Linked DNA regions of Mus musculus: region 2 is linked to region 1. The links are chromatin loops, found by intact Hi-C in ENCODE. Cell type or tissue: left cerebral cortex. All regions are shown on one strand. Each heading gives the region's core, and the rest is flanking DNA. Links, peaks and the distances in the headings are about the cores only.

The links. Hi-C counts contacts between places; a loop is a spot of excess contacts. Peaks named below come from ENCODE experiments on the same cell type or tissue, not always from the same donor. Only the 100,000 strongest peaks of a DNase experiment are listed, where the experiment ranks them.
Region 2: a loop joins it to region 1, with 2.4 times the contacts of the local background. A loop is called at or near these places in 3 of 42 quality-filtered maps.

What each region holds. Positions count from the first base shown.
Region 1 is chr1:77,975,040-77,982,555 of GRCm38, reverse strand. No RefSeq gene overlaps it. Among named protein-coding and RNA genes, the nearest start is that of Gm26263, 80 kb to the right of the region's middle. In left cerebral cortex, for the core only: a CTCF peak has its summit at 3,671 (motif pointing left); a DNase peak (open chromatin) is centred at 3,682.
Region 2 is chr1:78,188,838-78,196,353 of GRCm38, reverse strand. Pax3 (paired box 3) reads left to right here. Exons shown (of 8, transcript NM_008781.4): 2 at 868-1,103; 3 at 2,485-2,614; 4 at 3,778-3,912. Among named protein-coding and RNA genes, the nearest start is that of Pax3, 4.5 kb to the left of the region's middle. In left cerebral cortex, for the core only: no CTCF peak of the experiment used is centred there; a DNase peak (open chromatin) is centred at 3,700.

The DNA of each region.
Region 1 (7,516 bases), core at 2,043-6,042:
AGGGTGTCTTGTCCTGGAAATCTTTTTCTTTGGCCCTTAATGATCCTTTGTCCCCTTTTCAGAGTAGGGACAAATTTAAAACCACAGCTGGAAGGAGAGGGATTTTTTTGGATAAAATGTAGTTTTGAAAGTTTTGGAATCAAATGCAGTTTTTGGAACACAGCTAAACAGCTCACCAGAGCTAGGTTGTGGGGTCCCTGGAGGTACGCTCTCCTGTGCAGCCTGAGTTGGTCATGTCTATTTAGGGCAAAATGCGGGAGAAAGTCGTTGTAAGGGCAAACTCGACTTGGCAAATTAAAAAAAAAAAAAAAATTGGACGGGATTCGTTAGTAGAAACGCAGCAGATTATTAAACAATGAAACCTTTTCAAGTGAGAGATAAAGTAATAGAAGGTGGCAGGGGAGAGGCAGGAATGTAAAGAGAAAAATATCAGGGGCAGACCCTGATAAGATCTTCAGGAATCTGAGACAGATGGGGTGCTGGCTTGTTGTGCTGTCTTTTTTGCTCAGGACTGAGTTCTGGAACTTTCCAGTAACTTCTGCTGTGACACAGACCCCACCCTGTTCCTCTCCTTTTCCCATCTTATCCTGCAATGGGGTGGGGGTGGGGGTGGGGGGTGGGTTCCTATTCCTGACACCTTTGGTTGCTGAGAGGCTAAGACCACATTCTTGTCTGGCCTGTTTGACCACCTGAGAGTCATTAAGCAGTCTCTCCTCTGGTTCCAAAATTCTGTTTTCCTGGAACATCTTGTTGAACTGGAAGGTCCAGGCAGTTGAGAAACCACTACTCACACCTGAACAAATCAGTCTGTTTTTTTCCTGAAGTGTAGTACACGCTTGCCTCCTGGCACCCGCTCAGGTAAATGGCAGATCCAATCATCTGGCTGAAGCAGACCGTGGTGAGGTCATTATCCTGAAGCACTCTGTTAGGAATCTCAGGGAACCAAGGACTGCTAGTCTAATTAGGCAAGCAGTTCACGAGGAAGAGGCCAGAAGAAGAAGAGATTTGAGGGTTATCCAAAATATGTTTAGAAAAGGCCAGTCTACCAGCAAAGGGGGGGGGGGGTGTCTCCCAAATAAAGAGAAGTTCTGGAATATTAAACCTTTTTACGACATATAAGCAGAGACAGAGACAGAGAGAGAGGAGAGAGTCAGATGGAGAGAGGGAAAGGAGAGTCAGAGAGATGGAGACAGACAGAGAGAGAGAGAGAGAGAGAGAGAGAGAGAGAGAGAGAGAGAGAAAGACAAATTTCCTCATTGGCATAAAGTGGTACCTCTTAAAGCCAATGGCAAGTGCATGAAGTGTTACTCTGGGCCTTGGCACTCTTGCTGGGAGTATCTCCAAAAAGACCCAGTCCTCCATCAAGAAGCAGATGTACACGGGAACAAGACAAGAAGGTAGTTGTGTTTTGGTCTGGCCTAATCTCACTCACTTAAGAATGCTAAGATTTAAGCCAAACTTGTTAGCTGGTGATCTTCCAGCTAGTTGGAAGGCTGAGGCAGGAGGATCCCAGCCACAAAGCCATCCTTGACAGTCTGGTAGCCTGGGTAACTTACTGAGACCTTACCTCAAAATAAAACTTGAAAATAGGATTGAGGGTGTAACTCAGCTGTAAAGAGTTTGCCTGGTATGCTCAAGGCCCTAATTACAGCAAAGATTTCCCAGTGCCAGTTCACTCTTTGCCTCTGTCTGCCCTTCTCCAAACAAGGCCACGTGTCCCTGCCCCAGATCAGAGACTAGGCTCCTGAGTGCTGACTCGCCCATCTTTTTTCTCTTGTCAAAAAAGAAAATGTCCATGTCATTAACAGTCTGTGCTTTTTGACATTTTTTATTGGCTATGTTATGTATTTACATTTCAAATGTTATCCTCCTCCCAGGTTTCCCTTGAAACCCCTCCTATCGCCTTCCCCTTCCCCCTGCTTCTATGAGGGTGCTCCCCAACCAACTACCCACTCCAGCCTCACCTCCTTAGCATTCCCCTGTGCTGGGGTCTAAGCCTCTATAGGACCAAGGGATTACTAGATAAGGCATCCTTTGCTACATAGCAGCTGGAGCCATGGATCCCTCCATGTGTACTCTTTGGTTGAAGGAGTTTGCAACCCCATAGGAAGAACAGCAACCAGGCCCCCACCCCCACCCCCCCCAAGAGCTCCCGGCTTTTTGACATTTTCAACTTTAGATGATATATGATTGATATTGAGAACATTAGTTTATTCTGGGGGTAAAAGTTTAGGTTAAGGTAAGACCAACACAGGTTTGGCTTTGGGCAGACATAGAGGTATAATTGCTTAGAGTAACCTAAATCATGAGCCTTAACCCCAGTGATCATCTCTTTGATTCTCTTTCCTTCCTCCCCTCCTCCTCCTCCCCTCTTCTTTTCTCTCTCCCTCCCGTTCTTTCCCTCCTTAGCCCACTTTATCCTCCTCCTGAAACTTTTTGATATTTTGAGATAGTATCGCACTATGTAGATCAGATTGGCATTGAACCCGAGAACCTTCTCTGTCACTCTCCGAGTGCTTGGATTAGACATGGGAACCACCATGCTGGGCCCTGATGGTGGTTTCTAAAATGTTGAAAGAACGAGCACACCACTGGTTTTTCAATGCTGCTCTTTTCTTTTGATCAAAATGCTAAATGCGATAGCTTCGGCTCACTGGCTCACTTTATGTCATTTAAAAGATGCTTTTAAAATTTTATGTGTATAAATGTTTGTCTCTGTGTGTATGTAACCCACATCCACATGCATGACTTTGCCTGTAGAGATCAGAATAGGGTGTCAGAACTCCAGGAGTTGGAGTTAATGATAGTTGTGAGCTACCATGCGTAGGTGCTGGAAAACAAACATGGGTCTTTTCAAGAGCAGCCAGTGCTCTTAACTGCTGAGCCATCTCCCCAAGTCGTATCATTTTATGTTATCTTATGTGCAATGAGCAAAATTAAGGAAAAATCAGTTTGGAAGAGACTCATCAGTGGGACTTGTGCACTGGGAATGTGTCTGTATTGTGCTTCTCGCTTCTATGTTACTTCAGCTGGCACTGCAATGAACAGGCTTATTTCAGGAGACAGTTTTAAAACACAGTTACATTTTATTACTCCTTTAAAAGTACATTGGCAAAGTCCACATCACCAAGGAGTGTGTTTAATTTAATCTTTTACTGAGTGTAGCCCTTGTCCTGTTTATGACCCAAGACTGATGCCTCAGCCCATAAATGTGGCTTCTCTGAAGCCATACTGAACATACATGCAGCCCTCCGACAAGACAGCATTTAACAACCTTTTTTTTTTTTTTTAACTAATCGAAAATTGCTTCTCTCAAGTTCCCAGAGAGGCATGGACGCTAGCATGGCCCACGCTTTGCTGGAAAAGCACAGGATGTTTTAGAGAAGGTAGTTCTGACTGCTGGAAAACATCTTGAATTGTTGAAGGTCTAACAGACTCGAGAAAGCCCCGGAGAATCAATGGAAGAACAACACGATGTAATGGCTTTTAAAAGATGGGAACCAGAATGAAAAAAAAAAAAGCTTTAATTCATTTCAGAAAGAGATGTCAACTCAGTGTTTGTGGATAAAGTTGCCAGATAATCTTTCTCAATTCCAAATTCATTTTTGGGGGTTTGGAAACCAGACAGTGTCAGGCACCAAGAAAAGTCTCAAACAGTTGGCGCCATCTAGTGGTTGTGAAGGACAAAGCCAGAGCGCGAACCGATTCCAGGCTAGTAAGCCCACACACTTCTGGAAATAGCCCTGTAGCTTTTCTGCACGGGATTCGGGTTTGCATGGTAAGTACTTTTACATACTGGGTTGTCTAGGATGCTTTCCCAGTAAGCACTTATCATAATCCTAATAGTGAAGTGGCTCACCCTTTCTAGGATCTCAGAGAAGTATCTGATTCAAGGTCATTTGGATGAAGTGAATAGGCGACAAATTGAAGTTTTCTGGTAACTATTCAGTCGTGGCCTCTCCAAAAGCACACAGCATTCTCAGAGAACACTTAAAAGGGAAAGTAAGCCCTTGGAGAGATGGTCCTTGTAGAAGATCACATCTCAGTTCCAAAAGTCCCAATAGGAGCCTCACAATTGCCTGTAAACTCCAGTTGCAGAGGCTCCAACACCTTCATTTGGCTTTCTCGGGTACCTGCACACACGTGATGCATGCTCAAATAAATATGAAAAAAGAAACTCACAAATATGAATCCATTTGACCTTTGTGTAGCATGTATACATGGGTTTTCAAAGAATTATTTTAAATATACTTTATGTATAAACCAAAGGGCAGAGAGACCCTTCCATCGTGGAGTGAAAGTTCCAAACATGATGATGAGCATATTCGTCTCAGCTCCAAACTTCGTCTCTGCAACTCCCTCCATGGGCGTTCCACTCCCAATTCTAAGAAGGGGCAAAGCGTCCACACCCTGGTCTTCATTCCTCCTGAGTCTCATGTGCTTCGCAAATTGTTTCCTATATCTTGGGTATTCTAAGTTTCTGGGCTAATATCCACTTATCAGTGAGTACATATCATGTGAGTTCTTTTGTGATTGGGTTACCTCACTCAGGATGATGCCCTCCAGGTCCAACCATTTGCCTAGGAATTTCGTGAATGCATTCTTTTTAATAGCTGAGTAGTACTCCATTGTGTAAATGTACCACATTTTTCTGTATCCATTCCTCTGTTGAGGGGCATCTGGGTTCTTTCCAGCTTCTGGCTATTATAAATAAGGCTGCTATGAACATAGTGGCGCATGTGTCCTTCTTACCGGTTGGAACATCTTCTGGATATATGCCCAGGAGAGGTATTGCGGGATCCTCCGGTAGTACTATGTCCAATTTTCTGAGGAACTGCCAGACTGATTTCCAGAGTGGTTGTACAAGCTTGCAATCTCACCAACAATGGAGGAGTGTCCCTCTTTCTCCACATCCTCACCAGCATCTGTTGTCACCTGAATTTTTGAGCTTAGCCATTCTGACTGGTGTGAGGTGGAATCCATCCCATAATCAGCCTCTAAATGCTGACACCATTGCATACACTAGCGGGATTTTGCTGAAAGGACCCTGATATAGCTGTCTCTTGTGAGACTATGCTGGGGCCTGTCAAACACAGAAGTGGATGCTCACAGTCAACTATTGGATGGATCACAGGGCCCCCAATGGAGGAGCTAGAGAGAGTACCTAAGGAGCTGAGGGGATCTGCAACCCTATGGGTGGAACAACAATATGAACTAACCAGTGTGCCCCCCCCCCCCAGCTTGTGTCTTTAGCTGCATATGTATCTGGCCTTGTTGGCCATCCGTGGAAAAAGAGGCCCAAAGAGGCCCATTGGTTGTGCAAACTTTATCTGCCTCAGTGCAGGGGAACGCCAGGGCCGGGAAGTGGGAGTGGGTGGGTGGGAGAGTGTGTGTGTGTGTGTGAGGGTGTGAGGGACTTTTGGGATAGCACTGGAGATGTGAATGAAGAAAGTACCTAATTAAAAAAGAAAAAAAGAAAAAAAGAAAGAAAGAAAAGAAGAGAAAAGAAAGAATGAACATATTCTTATACATATAAAAGAAAGCAAAGCAAAACAAAAACCATGGCAGCCCCCCCCCCCAATATATTGCAGTTGTGTGGAGAAAAAAAATGGGTGTATTGCTGTTAGAAGAATCCACGTCAAAAGAGAAATAACAATTTAGTGTGTCACAGCAGAAGGCACGATGAGGGGGGTTTTGTTTTATTGTATTTTATTTCATTCTATTTTGTTTTGAGACTGAGACTCATTGACTAACCTAGAACTTGTCCTTAAACTCTCAGCAGACTCCAAGTCAGGCTCCCAAGGGCTGGGATTTACAGGCAAGCACAGCTGAACCCAATACATGGAGTTTTTGTGTGTATGTGAGTGTGTCTGTGTGTGGGAAGGCACAGGTAAGTGTAGGTGTCTGTGGAGGTCAGAGGTGTCAGGCCCTTCTGTAACTGAAAGTACAAGTGATTGTAATCCATACAGTGTGGGTCTAGGGACCCAAACTTGGGTCCTCTGCAGGAGCGACATGTGTTTTTGATTATCGAACCATTTCTGCAGCCCCAAGACACAGGTTGTAGAGTAGAGACATAGCAGTAATCAGACTATGCCTGCTCTGTTGTAGAAGTGAGCATGGCCTTCTGGGTTTTGCTTGTCTTGGGTGTAACTAGATTTTAGGGAAGCACACTGTGACCCGGTATAGGACAAGCCACCACCATTTGTGAGCCGTGTGGCTGAGCACAGCGTTCTCACTCATGCTGTGGTAAAGGTTACAAATGTCTCAGAAGCTTTTGTGACAATGAAGCAAGTTCATGCTTGGAAGCTTCTGCCATAGAGGGCGGTCCTCAGTGGGCGCGTGAGGAGTCTCTAGGGGATGTGAAGCTGAGGGTCCTCAATGGGCGCATGCGCATGGGGAGTCTCTAGGGGATGTGAAGCTGAGGGTCCTCAGTGGGCGCATGCGCATGGGGAGTCTCTAGTGGCTGTGAAGCTGAGGGTCCTCAGTGGGCGCATGCGCGTGGGGAGTCTCTCGTGGATGTGAAGCTGAGGGTCCTCAGTGAGCGCATGGGGAGTCTCTCGTGGATGTGAAGCTGAGGGTCCTCAGTGGGCGCATGCGCGTGGGGAGTCTCTCGTGGATGTGAAGCTGAGCTTCTTAATCACTTATATATGGAGTTAACCACGGAGGCAGTCGATTCCATGAAGGAAACAGCTCATCTGTAATATGGGATGTTTTCTGTCGAGGAAGATCGTGAGGAGGGTTAGTGGGAGATCATTTAATACAATTCATGCGTGCAGTTTCTATTGTAACAGGAGTTACGAAATGGGCTCTAATGTGAATTTGTGTTGATGAGGACTTTGCATTGAACCAGACCCTTTAAAAATGTTGAACATTTAGATTGAAAGATTGCTATATATTTTTTATGTGTGTGTATGTGATGGCGTGTTGGGGGTGGGTGCATGTGTCCCTGTAATGTGTGAGTGTGGAGGCCCCAGCAGTTATTCCTCTTGGTTTTTGAGAACAGGTCTCTCACTGAGATCTGGGGCTTGCTGCTTAGGCTAGGTTGGCTGGCCAGTGAGCCCCAGGAACCCCCTAGTCCTCCATACCACGGTTTTTAATGTGTGTTTTGGTTACCTGACTCGGGTCGCTATGCCTGTATAGCAATCACTTTACCAACTGGTTCACCTCCTAAGACCAGAGACTATTAATGTTTTTATTAAGCGTTCAAATTGCAGAATACATTGGTGAAAGCTTTACAAAATAGCAGAAATGTTCAACTCAGTGGAATATGTAGCAATTACACTAAAGGCACCTTTTCTTAATTAGGGGCTCATAGGTCTTCATAAGGGCATCTCCAAATGCATATATGCACATTTCAATATTTTGCTGGCTTCAGTAGGACCAAAAAGTCATGCATACACCAGTCATGAAGTACAGTATCTTTAGAATAAAAAGCATTTCCAAGGACTAGATTCTTCCATAAACTTGACAATTATCTGGCTAAGTGTGATTCTCTGGGTTGTACTTAAGACCTTGA
Region 2 (7,516 bases), core at 1,804-5,803, 210 kb before region 1:
GCCGGAAGCAAGTTCTCTTTCTGTTCACCTAAAGTTGCTACGAAATTGTGCGGGCTGCGTTCACTTTTGAATAACTACTATTAGTTCGGCAAGAATTTTCCTGCTGTGAAAAATTCTGGTGGCCCTTCCTAGTTGAAAAGTTTTAGCATTGATTAGCAAATTCCACTCAACTCAAGTGGCATCTCGAAGTTTCTAAAATGGTTGGCAATGCCTTTCGGTTTGCTTAAAGGTGCTGGGAAATTTCGGGGAGGTAGAAATTACTGCAAACCCGAACCCGACCAAATAATTTGGGAAGTAAAAGCAGGAGACTGGGGTTCTGGAGGAGCCCTTCGACCTCGATCCAGAGTAAAACGTGACGTGCAAGGGCGGTCATTTCGGCAGTGGTGTCCACAGCTAGGCTCGCTGCCATTTTTATTTTTTAAGTGTAACAGGTGATACCTGCTGTCACCTGTGTCTCCTTTCGGGAGCCTCCCCAACCCTTGCCTACTATACCCTTATCGGGACCTCTGCCTTCTCAGGACTTTGAGGCAGTTATCGCAAGACATTTTAGACATCAGTCCTAGGTCTCCCTCCAACTTGCAGCACAGCCCCCCTCCCCCAAATAAAAGAGAAAATACAGTTTCTCTACAGCCAGTTACCTCATTCCGATCGCTCAATTTCCAAAAGATTATATGACCTTGCATCGGGTAATTATTTGAATAAATAGAACCTTAAGGGTCCGGGACTGGGAGCCCAGAGCTTGGTGGTTTGTGTTTTAACTGTCACAGGCAAATTGGCCAGAAGGATGCAGAATTAGGTTCTTTTTGCTGCTTTCTATTCTTCCTAAATGACTTTCTCGGGCTCTCTCCTTTCGCCATCTCTTCCCAGTGTCCACCCCTCTTGGCCAGGGCCGAGTCAACCAGCTCGGAGGAGTATTTATCAACGGCAGGCCTCTGCCCAACCATATCCGCCACAAGATAGTGGAGATGGCCCACCATGGCATTCGGCCTTGCGTCATTTCTCGCCAGCTTCGCGTGTCCCATGGTTGCGTCTCTAAGATCCTGTGCAGGTACCAGGAGACAGGCTCCATCCGACCTGGTGCCATCGGCGGCAGCAAACCCAAGGTGAGCCCGGGACCTGGTTTCGTGGACTTAGGGCCTGTGATCCAGCGGGTCCAGAGTGGGCGCGTTCTAAAGAGAGCAAGGGACTTTCAAAGGGCGCTAGTTTTCAAATCTAGGAAGGAGTGTGTGTGTGTGTGTGTGTTTGTGTGTGTGTGTGTGTGTGTGTGTGTGTGTGTGTGTAGAACTCAGTTGTTATGGTTGGTGGTGGTCCTTCTACACTGAAAAGGGCTGGCACTTTTAGCAAAGGAAGATTAACTTTAGATTTTAATGCCTGGGAGCATTAGAGCCCTCATCAAGTTATTTCCCCGATTTCCAACTTCCCACAGAGTCTTCCCACTCACTGCACTGCCTTCCTAGTATGAAGTTAAACATCTCGGTTTAATTCTTGGATAGTTTCTTTCCCAGCTTTGAATCTCCCTCCCTTGCAAATTGTTCTCAAGAAGTCAAAAGTCAGGGCTGTTAAGATGTGTGTGTGTGTGTGTGTGTGTGTGTGTGTGTGTGTTTTAATAATAAGCCTCTTGACTCCATTAAACAAATCAATTTGGTGAGATCCTCGATTTATTTTAGTTTTCTTTGAAAAAGCAAAAAAGTTCTGCTGGCTAGGGAGTGGGAAGAGATCATACAGGGTCTGCCTTCTCTTTGGATTATTCAGAGAGGCCGGTATAATTTTTTTTTTCTAGTTGCGGCGGGTGTGTGTGTGTGTGTGTGTGTGTGTGTGTGTGCAAAATCAAATGGGCTATATGGCACACTGAAGACTCCCAAACACAATCCCTCTCCCTCCCTATTTTCTCTCCTAATCTGAGAATCTTAGGACACAGTTTTTATTTAAGTGGGTGGAAGAGTCATCCTTTCAAATTATCCATGTTTGTCTAATTGAAAACAGCATCGACGACAACAACAACACAAGAACCTGGATACATACACGTCCTTTTAAATCTCACCCAAATCTGCCCTTAGCTTAGATCTGATCTCCATGGACCTTATCTAATTTGATTTATTTATTTATTTATTTATTTATTTATTTATTTATTTATTGCTGCTTTTTCAAACGTTCTCCTTTTAGTTTCGTTTTTGTGCGGATTCCGAGAGGATTTTCTAGGTACCAGAAAGTACAATCCTCCCTCACCTCCAAGCTGTTAGATTTTTTTCCCCTTAATTTAATTTGGTTCCCGAGCATCTCTGGGCAGGTGGAGGGTCTCCAGGCCGCACCGAGTGGGATAATTTCCTGTCATCTCCTGTCTAAACGGAATTAAAGTCCTTTGGCTAAGCAGAGGGACATTCCAAGAAAATACAGGAAAGAGCATCAGAAAAGCCACGAGGTTGGGGCACCGTGTCTGACCCAGGATACTGGGTACCAACGCACTATCCGCCTATTCTCTTAAAGCAGGTGACAACGCCTGACGTGGAGAAGAAAATTGAGGAATACAAAAGAGAGAACCCGGGCATGTTTAGCTGGGAAATCAGAGACAAATTGCTCAAGGACGCTGTCTGTGATCGGAACACTGTGCCCTCAGGTACTGGGTCCATTAACTTCTCCCGGAGGCGCGACCGTCAGGCTCATACTCCAACGGGTCGTGCCAGCCATAAAATCACCCCAATTATCCATCTTGGCTATTGGGAGGCTGACCTGAAATATTTACAAGCCAGACATTCTTAGTGTTTTATGGAGCAGTGGGTGATCTGCTGGTCCCCAGGGTGGCGTCTTGGGAGATGACCTCTGAGGTTCCCCCTCCGCTCCCCCCACCCCCCACGGATTTCTGCTAAGAAGGCTGGAAGGAAATGCGGGGCGCAGACCAAAAGATTAATATTGATGTTCCCTTCTAAAGAGAAACAAATGTTTTGGTAACTTTCACTGAAGGGAGATCCAAGCGGTACCAGTGGAGAGTTGGCTGAGGAGCTAAAGGGGTGAAAAATTCGGGCCGGGCATGATTTTCCCAAGAGTTCCAGGATCCGACCAGCATCGTGGCAGCTTGGGAGAGGTCCAGGGGAAGGGAGGACCAGCGCTAGGCCTGCGCGCGGGAAGAGTTTGTTTTTAATTAAAAGGAAACTCCCTTTTTTCCCCCTCTGTAAGAACGATATATTTCAGAGCATGGATTTGTTTACCAGACTGGAATCTGGAAAAAATAAATCGGGAGAATGCATTTTTCTTTTGATTTTTACAATAGGGAATGATTCTGCAGTTGAAACTTAAACCCTTTCTATCCTCAAAACAAGTTGATTTGCAGGCGACAGGCCCTCTGTGGTTCTTCTTCCCAGGCCTTTGCGGGGGACCAGTGTCTTCAGGTGGGGAGGGGGGACGGTGAAGGGTGAAGCTGGTGGAAGAAGTCTCTTTAGAGTGTTCAGAGACAAGTAGCCAACCGATCCTCGGAGAGGGGCAGGAGGAACCTTTCTCGGTTCTGAATTGGAGGTGCGAGATCTTCAGGTTTCATCTCCAGTCTAAGTAATTAAAACCCCACGAAAGTGTGAGGGTTTTAACGTAAGATGGAGACAGAGAAAAGCAGTTTAAGACCGAGAGAAGGCAGAAGCCCCGGATGCTCACAGATGCAGAACACAGCACTGAGCCCTGCTCAAGGGTAGGGAGAGGGTTGAGTACGTTAGCTGGGCCTTTGAGGTGTCTTTTGGGATCTTTCCCCCTCCTTCCATGCTTCTCAATCGTGTGCGCTCCTCTTTTCTCCAGTGAGTTCTATCAGCCGCATCCTGAGGAGTAAATTTGGAAAAGGAGAAGAGGAGGAGGCGGATCTAGAAAGGAAGGAAGCAGAAGAAAGCGAGAAAAAGGCTAAACACAGCATCGATGGCATCCTGAGTGAGCGAGGTAAGAGGGCCCAGTGGGCCGCGCGCTGAGATTTGTGGTCTGCGCAACCGCAGGCCAGCAGTGGCTCATCTCAGAGCTCACCTCCGGCTTAGGTTAGAGGGAAGGACATTCAAGTGAAAGGCCAGAGAGGTACTTGGCGTTAAAAAATCTTCTCTATTCTAATTTTTATTTTAATTTCCTGACGAGCAAATCCAGCGTTTCCTATATGATCGGCCCAGTGCTGTACCTCTGAGCCACGTTCCAACAATACTAAGTCCAATTTATTGTGAGTTTTATTCTCCACCATTTTTAGTTCCTTAGAGTTGAGAAGTCTGAAATGAGTTGCAGGTGGACACTTTCAAGATGGAAACTAAAATTCTCTGAAAAATTATATGGGCCAAGAATGTGGGGGTAACTAATTAAGTCTGAGAACTTGACGTAGCTTTTACACCCTGGGAAAACTGCATGTGGGAGGGAATTAATGAGAATATGGTTCTTTTGGGCAGTGGGAGCATAAAGGTGCCCTATCCCTGATGATTATAAATATGTGTGTGCATGTGTGTATATAAGCTGGCCACTTTTCATTTGTTTTCAAGAGGGATAAGGTTTAACCTGTATGTGTCTGGCAACCTCCTGTACCCAAGTGGTGGGTTATATCTTTAAAGGATCTGTGTACTTGAGCCCCTTGTGAAGTTATACCCTTTGCCCCCCCCCCAGGGGTACAGACCACCCAGTCCTTGTTGGCTGTGACCTGTCAGCACCAAGAGAAAAACCTCCCTTTAGGGGATTGAGAATTATATAGGCTGTTTCCCTGTTACCTGTTTGGAGTCATCTCCGAACATAAAAATTTGCAAAAAGAAAGAACCCTTTTTCCACCAGGGACTTTCTGAAATGGAAGAGGAGGAAGATAAGTGTCTTCATAGATCTAGTACCACAGACTGATCCATCTATTTCTCTACCTTGGGACAATTTTGGCCTTCCAGGAAAGCTGCTTTACCAACTAATTCAAATGCTGCCTCTTCACCATCTAGAGTTGAATGTTATTGACCAAATGCCAGAGCTTTTGATAGAGGGAAGCCCAGATGCTCTGGGACACACATATGATCAAGAAAAGGCACCCCAAATGAAAGGCGGTTAAGCAGAGAGATAGCACACGCTGTCGCTTACTGCGGGGGGGGGGGGGGCTTCTGTGAACTCGTTGTGAGCCAGGAGAACTTTCCTGGTCACCTTTGTTTTTATTCCAGCCCTAGCTGCAGTTTAGAGGTGCTAGGATAAAAGAAGGCAGGGGCCGAGGACCCAGACTTCTTGTAGGCGGAATGGGCTCCCAAAACGCAGAGACTAGAAGGGCCTTTAGTTAATGGGAGAGGCCTTGCTGGGATCCATGGCTTAGCTACTTGTTGCTAGAAGTGGCAGGCAGGCAGACCAGCCGCTTGCCCACAGCGGCAACAACCGAGGCCCAGGAGACAAAACGTCCCAAATGAGCTGGTCAAACATTTGTACAACTTTTCCAGCGTTTACAAAGAAGGCCTTCTCTACACAATCTACACTTGGAGATGAACTTGGGAGACAAAGCCTGGAGAGTCCATTGAAACTCACACTTTAGCTTGGCCCAGACAAAGCTGCAGCTCAGAGCAGCGTGATGGGAACAAAGGAAGGCAACCTTTTTATAATTCAAGGAGAAAAGAAGAGAAAACAGCCCCACAAAGGGCCCAGAATAGACATTATGGGCTTGCAATGAGGGATGAATTATTCAATGAGCCCCAGTAGCTGCCGAGCCAGGAAGTTTTATGGACTCTCCAGCGTGGAAAAAGTGGCCATTTCACCTACAAAATGTTTCTAGTCTTTTGGGTCGTCTAGCTGGGCCGGTTGCCATTCAAGGGCAATTGCTACCATTTTTAAAATCAGAGTGTTTCCCTCAGTGGGGGCTGTGTCCTTGAAAACACACACACACACACACACACACACACACACACACACACACACACACACTCAGAAGCTGAAGTCTAATTTAATTTGGGGTTGTCAAGGAAGACGCAGCCTGGGTCCCTTTAGTGCCTCCAGCTTCCTTTCCGGATGAACCCTAGAGGGCAAGAGGGGCCCAGAGAAAGGAAAAGAGTAAGATGCAGTTTGAAGTCTAGAAACCTCAAATATCCCCCCCTCTGTTGTTTGGGCATCAAAAGTCTCTCGCGGTCCCACTTGTAAAATAGAATGGATGTTGAGAAAAGGCTCTCTGATTCTTGGCAAAGGGGAGGGAAAAGCTGGTGGAGGAGGGACTTTCGTGTGTCCCCACCACTGCTGTGTGCTCTTGCCAGATGGGCCTGGTACCTGCTGCTGAGACTGGCTATCCTGGACACACATTTGGCCTGGGGTCTGCTTGGCAGACCCTTGGATGCAGGGAGAAAGGCACCCAGAAAGAGGTCAGAGGCGCCCTCTTCTTTTCACGATCTTGTCCCTTTTCCTAAACGGTCCCCTCTGTCTTTCCCAATTTTCCTTTCCTCTTGTCCAATCCAAGAGCTGCGCAGCCGCACAGGCAGCGTGTGCATCCTGCTGGGCGCTCAAAAGCGACCCAAGGCTCCTTGCACCCCTGCCGAGTCCATCCTTCCTGCTCCAGCACCCTGGTGAGAAAAGGAGTGCGCGTCCGGGGACCTTCCACCCCTGCCCCTGGAGCAGAAGCGCGGACGTAGCAGGCGCAGCCGGACCAGCGAAGTTCGAGCTTAGGCACCCCAGGCTGTGGCAACTCAATGGGCGCCTCTGTTCCTCCCCCGGCGCGGCAGAGCGGGCCCGCGGGCGCCGCCACAATAGCTCGGGCCCCCGCTGCTGCGCCCTGCGCCAAAGCGCCGCGCCGCCCCTCCCCGCGCTCCGGCCAGCCCGCAGCTTAGCCCGCCCGGCTGCAGCCGACTCAATTGCCTCCTTTATGTCCCTCTCACTTTCATCTAGACACAGCCCGCCTCCCCCTTCTTCTCCTCTCTCTTTCTCCTTTTTTTTTTTCTACCCTCCCTAGCCCGAGGCTCACATTAGTGAAATTTCTGCAACCTCCCCCATTTTTTTCTTATTTTAAAGAAAGCCTTTAACACAAAAGCGGTGACTAATCGATAGAAACTGCTCCTTCATCATCCTCTTCTTCTCCTCCTCCTCCCCTCCTTCTTTCCCCCTCCCCTCCGCCTCTTCCTCCTCTTCCTCCTCTTCCCAACCCCCTCCCTCCCTCTCAGCAGGGTGACGCTTTTCCTGTTTGTGAGTTTTGGGCAACATTTTTGCTTTGTGCGGTAATGGAATTACCGGACAGACGGGGACTGTAGATGGACACGCGACGGCAAGACTCTCGCTTAAATATTTAGATGCAACGTTACAATTACGGACTTGTTGGCTTGGCTTTGAAGTGGCCGTGCGGGAGCGCAAGGGGAAAGAGGCCAGTTTGCCAAATTGATGTTTTGATTGGGACTGGAGACACACTTTCACAGGACTCTTCCCTTTTTGGGGGGGGGGGGGACGCAAAAAAGCGTGGGAGGTTTGTAACAATTGTGAGAGTGAAGCAGAGAATTCGGACACAGGATCACTGGGAGCCGATATTCACCCTCAAATTTCTTCAATTTGGGGGGGGGAAAGGGTTTTCTTTTTTTTTAATTTT